Linked DNA regions of Homo sapiens: region 2 is linked to region 1. A link is an interaction called in ENCODE POLR2A ChIA-PET data of the cell type or tissue named here. Cell type or tissue: Caco-2. All regions are shown on one strand. Links, peaks and the distances in the headings refer to the core of each region. The heading gives the core; the rest is flanking DNA. Region 1 has its middle 50 kb from the start of LMTK2. Region 2 holds the start of DLX6 (distal-less homeobox 6).

What was found. ChIA-PET counts read pairs that join two places held together with the same protein. Peaks named below come from ENCODE experiments on the same cell type or tissue, not always from the same donor. Only the 100,000 strongest peaks of a DNase experiment are listed, where the experiment ranks them.
Region 2: POLR2A ChIA-PET joins it to region 1 with 16 read pairs; 2 of 35 experiments call an interaction of 5 or more read pairs at or near these places.

The regions. Positions count from the first base shown.
Region 1 is chr7:98,055,551-98,058,451 of GRCh38, forward strand. No RefSeq gene overlaps it. Among named protein-coding and RNA genes, the nearest start is that of LMTK2, 50 kb to the right of the region's middle. In Caco-2, for the core only: no CTCF peak of the experiment used is centred there; no DNase peak of the experiment used is centred there.
Region 2 is chr7:97,004,181-97,007,081 of GRCh38, forward strand. It overlaps DLX6 (distal-less homeobox 6), which reads left to right and starts at 1,373. Exons shown (of 3, transcript NM_005222.4): 1 at 1,373-2,233. The coding sequence starts at 1,798. All of the region lies in intron 1 of DLX6-AS1 (DLX6 antisense RNA 1), which reads right to left. RefSeq lists an enhancer at 90-811 and a silencer at 2,124-2,223. In Caco-2, for the core only: no CTCF peak of the experiment used is centred there; DNase peaks (open chromatin) are centred at 1,321 and 2,211; H3K4me3 peaks cover 2,144 bases.

The sequences.
Region 1 (2,901 bases), core at 210-2,709:
AAGGAAGAGAAAGAGAAAGAAAGAAAGAGAAAGAGGGAGGGAGGGAGGAGAGGAAAGAAAGGAAAGGAAAAAGAAAGAAAAGAAGGAACAAAGGAAGAAGAGAAAGAGAAAGAAAAAGAAACAAACATCAGGTCTATCTCATTTGCTCTTCATAGCAGCTCAATAAAGTAGAAGCATCTTACCATCTCCTTGCTACAAAGGAAGAATAGGACCCTTGGGGAGATGAGGCTACCTTCCTAACAGTGCTTGAGGAGTGAGGGGTTAGAGCCTAGGCTGGCCCCTGTATTAGTTCTCTGGGGCCACCATCACAAGATACCACAGTCCGGGTGGCTTCAGCAACAGAAATGTGTTGTCTCACAATTATTGAGGCCAGAAGCCCACAGTTCAGGTGTTGGCAGGGTTGGTGCCCTTTGGAGCTCTCTCTCCTTGTCTTGTAGATGGCTGTCTTCCTCCTGGGTCTTCATATGTCAGCCTCCGTGTGTGTCTGTGTGCTAATCACTTCTCCTTCTCCTCCACCTCCTCCTTCTTCTTCTCCTTCTTTTTTGAGACAGGGTCTCTCTCTGTCATCCAGGCTGGAGTGCAGTGGCGCCATCTCAGCTCACCACAACCTTCATTTCCCGGGCTCAAGCAATCCTCCTGCCTTGGCCTCCCAAGTAGCTGCGACTACAGGTGTGTGCCACCATGCTTGGCTGATTTTTGTATTTTTAGTAGAGACAGGGTTTCATCAGTTTGGCCAGGCTCATCTTGAACTCCTGGGTTCAAGTGATCCTCCCACCTCGGCCTCCCAGATTGCTGGGATTACTGGTGTGAGCTACCGTGCCTGGCCACTAATCTATTCTCATAAGTACACCAGTCGTACTGGATTAAAGCCCGCCCTGACTGGCTCATTTTTACTTAATCACCATTTTAAAGGCCCCGTCTCCAGATAGAGTCCCATTCGGAGGTATGGGGGTTAGGGTTTCAACGTATGAATTTTGGAGGAACATGATCAGCCCATAACAGCTCCCCTTCTCCTGTTATCTTGGGATTCTAATTCTGAAATAAGAGGAGGTTTAGATTTGCTGGGACCTTGGCCTCGGCTCTGGTTCCAGGGCTATGTCTAGACCACAGGGAAACACCCAGTCAATGAGGCGTGTTCAGAAGGAACAGGACAGCCTCAATAGCTTGTTCCAACGCAAAGCTAGGCCGACCGTCTTTACAGCCACCCTCACAGCCTTGGCAAGACTAGAAAGTACCAGTAAAACCGCATAAAGTGATGCTTGTTCAGACAGGTCCAAGCCAGCAGCACTCACCTTCAGAAGGAGATCTAGGAGAGGGGGAAAAGTATCTGCTGGCTACAAGGAAAGAACAAACCTTCAATTAATGACTCCCTGGGGGTGGCGGGGGTGATGACGGGGGCGGAGATGGCTAGACAGTAATAATTCCCATCCACAGTGGCTGTGAAAATCTTCTGGGATGTCTTGGGGAGGGCTGGGAGCGGGGAGGCAGACAAAAACAACAAAAAATAAATAAGCAGGATGATTTCAAGTGATGATGAGGTCCTGAAGAAAATGAGGCCAGGCCGGGCACTGTGGCTCACACTTGGAATCCCAGCACTTTGGGAGGCCAAGGTGGGAGGATTGCTTGAGCCCAGGAGGTTGAGACCTGCCTGGGCAACATAGTGAGACCCCATCTCTTAAAATAATAATAGTAATAATGGTAGATGAAAATGAAGCTTGGCTGGGCATGGTGGCTCCTGCCCATAATCCCAGCACTTAGGGAGACAGAGGCAGGAGGATTGCTTGAGCCCAGGAACCTGAGACCAGACTGGGCAACATAGTGAGACCCCATCTCTTAAAATAACAATAGTAATAATGGTAGATGAAAATGAAGCTTGGCTGGGCATGGTGGCTCCTGCTTATAATCCCAGCACTTAGGGAGGCAGAGGTGGGAGGATCGCCTGAGCCCAGGACTTCAAACCAGCCTGGGCAACATAGTGAGACCCCATTCTCACGAAACAAGAAAATGAAGGCAGGTGATGGGGAGGAGTGCTACTTTACAATGGATAGTGAGACAGTGTCTCTTGGAGAAAGAGGTGGCTTTTTTTTTTTTTTTTTAGACAAAGTCTCGCTCTGTTGCCAGGCTGGAGTGCAGTGGTGCGATCTCGGCTCATTGCAACCTCTGCCTCACAGGTTCAAGGGATTCTCCTGCCTCAGCCTCCCAAGTAGCTGGGATTACAGGTATGCACTACCAAGCCTAGCTAATTTTTGCATTTTTAGTAGAGATGTGGTTTCACCATATTAGCCAGGAAGTTCTCGAAATCTTGACCTCATGATCCTCCTGCTTCAGCCTCCTAAAGTGTTGGGATTACAGGTGTGAGCCACTGCGAGAAGGTGGCTTTGGAGCTGAATCCTGAAAGGCAAAAAGGACAGAGTTAAGGAATGAGTTATGGAAAGATGTGAAACTGGATTTCTCCACCTGGGCACTGTGGATGTTTGGAGCTAGATAGTTCTTTGCAGTTGGAGGAACTGGGCTATCTTGTGCTCCCTGTGCCCAATAGGGTGTTGAGCGGCATCCATGGCCTCTGCCCGCTGGATGCCAGTAGCCCTCTTCTTATCCCCCAGCCCCCAAGTCCCCACAACCAAAATGTTGCCAGATCACGTGTCCCACAGGAGGAAAAGTCAACCACTGACTGAGCCACAAGAAGGACGTCCCGCAACAGAGAACAATGACCATGTAGGACCCAATGTGGGAACGAGCTCGGCAGGTTTTCTTGGAACAGAAGTTTCCAGAAACAAAAGACTTCAAGCAGATGATAGCTGATGGGTGGAGTCCAGTGTGGGAGGAGAGGAGAGGAATGGGGAGAGGTGTATGGCCGGGGTGCTGGCAGGGAGCCTGGTGCTGTGGGAGGAAGGTGGATTT
Region 2 (2,901 bases), core at 378-2,877, 1.1 Mb before region 1:
TCTGCTTGGCTGCCTTAACCTGCGTGGGTCTGGAGACCGGAGGGAGAAAGGCTAGATCCGCAGCCTTGGGCTGCTCCGAACTTAATGTCTTTCCCCAGTCCATCTTTGAAAGAGAAGTGGTTCTACCACCTGGATGTGCGGATATAAATCCCCTTGCAAATAATAAATGGATTAATAATAACAAGGTATGAAGTTCTTTTTATAGAAAAAAAGGAGAGAATTGAAACTAAATGCGGCAGTTAGACAACCATTTTGATAAGAGGATAATTGAGGCGACACTGGTGTATAATTAGAGGATAATTTATGCTATATCCACTTTTATTCCACCTCCCAAAATAAACCCAGTCCATAATCATTACAGGCAAATTGTTCTGAATTTTATAGCAGCAATTTGAACAAAGTACTGCAGTTAATCATGGGAGATTTTTGTGTATTCCTGATTAGAACTCTAATTGCCTCCTTCCAGAAAGTAAAAATAACTGTAAAACGACTCTATTTTTATCATTAACAATGTTGACAATAAAATAAAATCAATTGGAATTGTAATCGAGAGACAAATTTAGGACGAAGGCACTTTTACTTGGGTAGTTTATATTGTAATCAAGATTTGCCAAACCACTAACCGCATGTATCATTTGCATATATTTGAAAGCATTACAGTAGCTTCTGTTTTCAATAGGAAAAAATGCATTACTGTCAGTCCTCCAACGATTCGTTTTCAGAACACGCTGCTGCGTTCTGAAAAGAAAAAAAAGACGCCCCCCCCCCCCACAACCTTTTGTACAATATATAAGAAATACGGCCTGAAACGGCAGGGACCGAGCCAGAACAGGGTCTGATTTTTCTTTTTCTGTACCACCCCCCAGTGGGGTGGAGCCCAGGTGTGAGGGTTCGTCTTCCTTCTGTGGTTTCAATAAAATACGTCTAGAAAAATCCACGGTGACAAGGAGCTCCCACAAGAGTGTAGTAGGACCAGAGTGGCAGGGACGTCAAGAAAGGGGGGCCTGGATTTAATGCGGGGGTGGGGTCACTGCTTCTAAGCACAGGCAACCTACAAGGGTGCAAAGGGATTGAAAGAGAGCAGCCCCCAGTTGGCTGTTTCAAGGCTGAGATATTGGCAACTGGGGCTCCGGGATTTGGGGCACGAGCTGCGGCGGGAAGCATCGGCGGCCGGCCGGGCAGAGGCGCCTCCCTCCCCAACGGCCCCGGGCGCCACACAGCGCGGCCCCCGGCTGCAGCTCCGGCTGGGATTGGAACTGCGGAAGGTAGGCGAAGAACTCTGCAAGTCGCGCACACGCCAGTAGAAGCCGTGCGCCTGTGACGTCAGGGGGCGACTGACCAATGGGGAGGCACTGCCCTTTGGAGACAAACCATTCGACTCGTGGCGTCTGCATCAAGTCTGAAAGCAGACGCGCAACTTTCGCAGAATCCACCTTAAAATCTCTGCCTTAAACTGCACCAGCCCCCAAAAAATCCAAGGGGGGAAAGCAGGCGGGGGGAGAGCAGATTCCCCCCTCCCCCTCTCCTCTCCCATCCCTCCTCCTTCCTCCTCCCTTTGAGTTAACAAGGCCCCGCTCACTATATCTCTTTATATTAAATATATATATATATTAGAGAAGAGCGAGGGAGAGGGAGAACCACCTCCACCCCCCTCTTTAAATTCTTTTTTTTTTTTTTTTTTTTTTTTGCAAGGATCCAAAGAGCTAAGGTGGCTGCAGAGGGGAGAGCGGCGCGAGCCAAGTGGGGGAGGGTGGAGGAAACCCGGGAGAAGGCTTTCTCCAGCCCCCAAAGTTTTTGATGATGACCATGACTACGATGGCTGACGGCTTGGAAGGCCAGGACTCGTCCAAATCCGCCTTCATGGAGTTCGGGCAGCAGCAGCAGCAGCAGCAGCAACAGCAGCAGCAGCAGCAGCAGCAACAGCAACAGCCGCCGCCGCCGCCGCCGCCGCCGCCGCAGCCGCACTCGCAGCAGAGCTCCCCGGCCATGGCAGGCGCGCACTACCCTCTGCACTGCCTGCACTCGGCGGCGGCGGCGGCAGCGGCCGGCTCGCACCACCACCACCACCACCAGCACCACCACCACGGCTCGCCCTACGCGTCGGGCGGAGGGAACTCCTACAACCACCGCTCGCTCGCCGCCTACCCCTACATGAGCCACTCGCAGCACAGCCCTTACCTCCAGTCCTACCACAACAGCAGCGCAGCCGCCCAGACGCGAGGGGACGACACAGGTGAGAGGCCGCTGGGGCAGCTCGCTTCTCCCGCCTCCCGACTGCCCCCTACCCCGCCCGCCCGCTCACTTCCTCGACGCCCGGGCCTCCGCCGGCCCCCTCCCCCAGGCGGCCCCGCGCGCCCTTGGCCGGGCCCCGTGCGCGCCCGCTCGCCTGGCGCCTGCCTGCCGGCCTCTCCCAGCCGGGCCCCTTCCCGCCGCCGCGGACCCTCAGCTTCCGACGCGCAGTTCGGGCTGAGTCCCGGGCCCGGCGCAGGCTTCGTTCGACGAGTTAGTCCACACTGCGCTCTCCAGCCTCCTGGGTCTGTGCGCCCTTTTCCTTGCTCCTTCCCTCCAGGCTGTAACCCACGTTTGACCCGGCTGGGGACATTTCTGGGCCGGAACTGGGGAGCGTGTTTTGCTTCCCAGCCCACGCTGGGCAGGCAGTGGCCTACTTTGCGTGGGGCGCCCCGTGCTCCTCAGTGACTCGGAGGGAAGCTGGCCTGGCTTTCGCTCTGGTTAAACTAGTAACAGTCAGGCTCTTTCCAGTGGGCTTTAAAGTGTCCCTCACCTTCATCCCTGACCGGGCCCCCTATCTAGCTTTTCGCTACAGTGTTGGCTGCTCCTTTGTTCGTGGAGGGGAAGCAAAGAACCTCGGGCTGATGGTTCTCAGCACCCGAGGGGGACAAA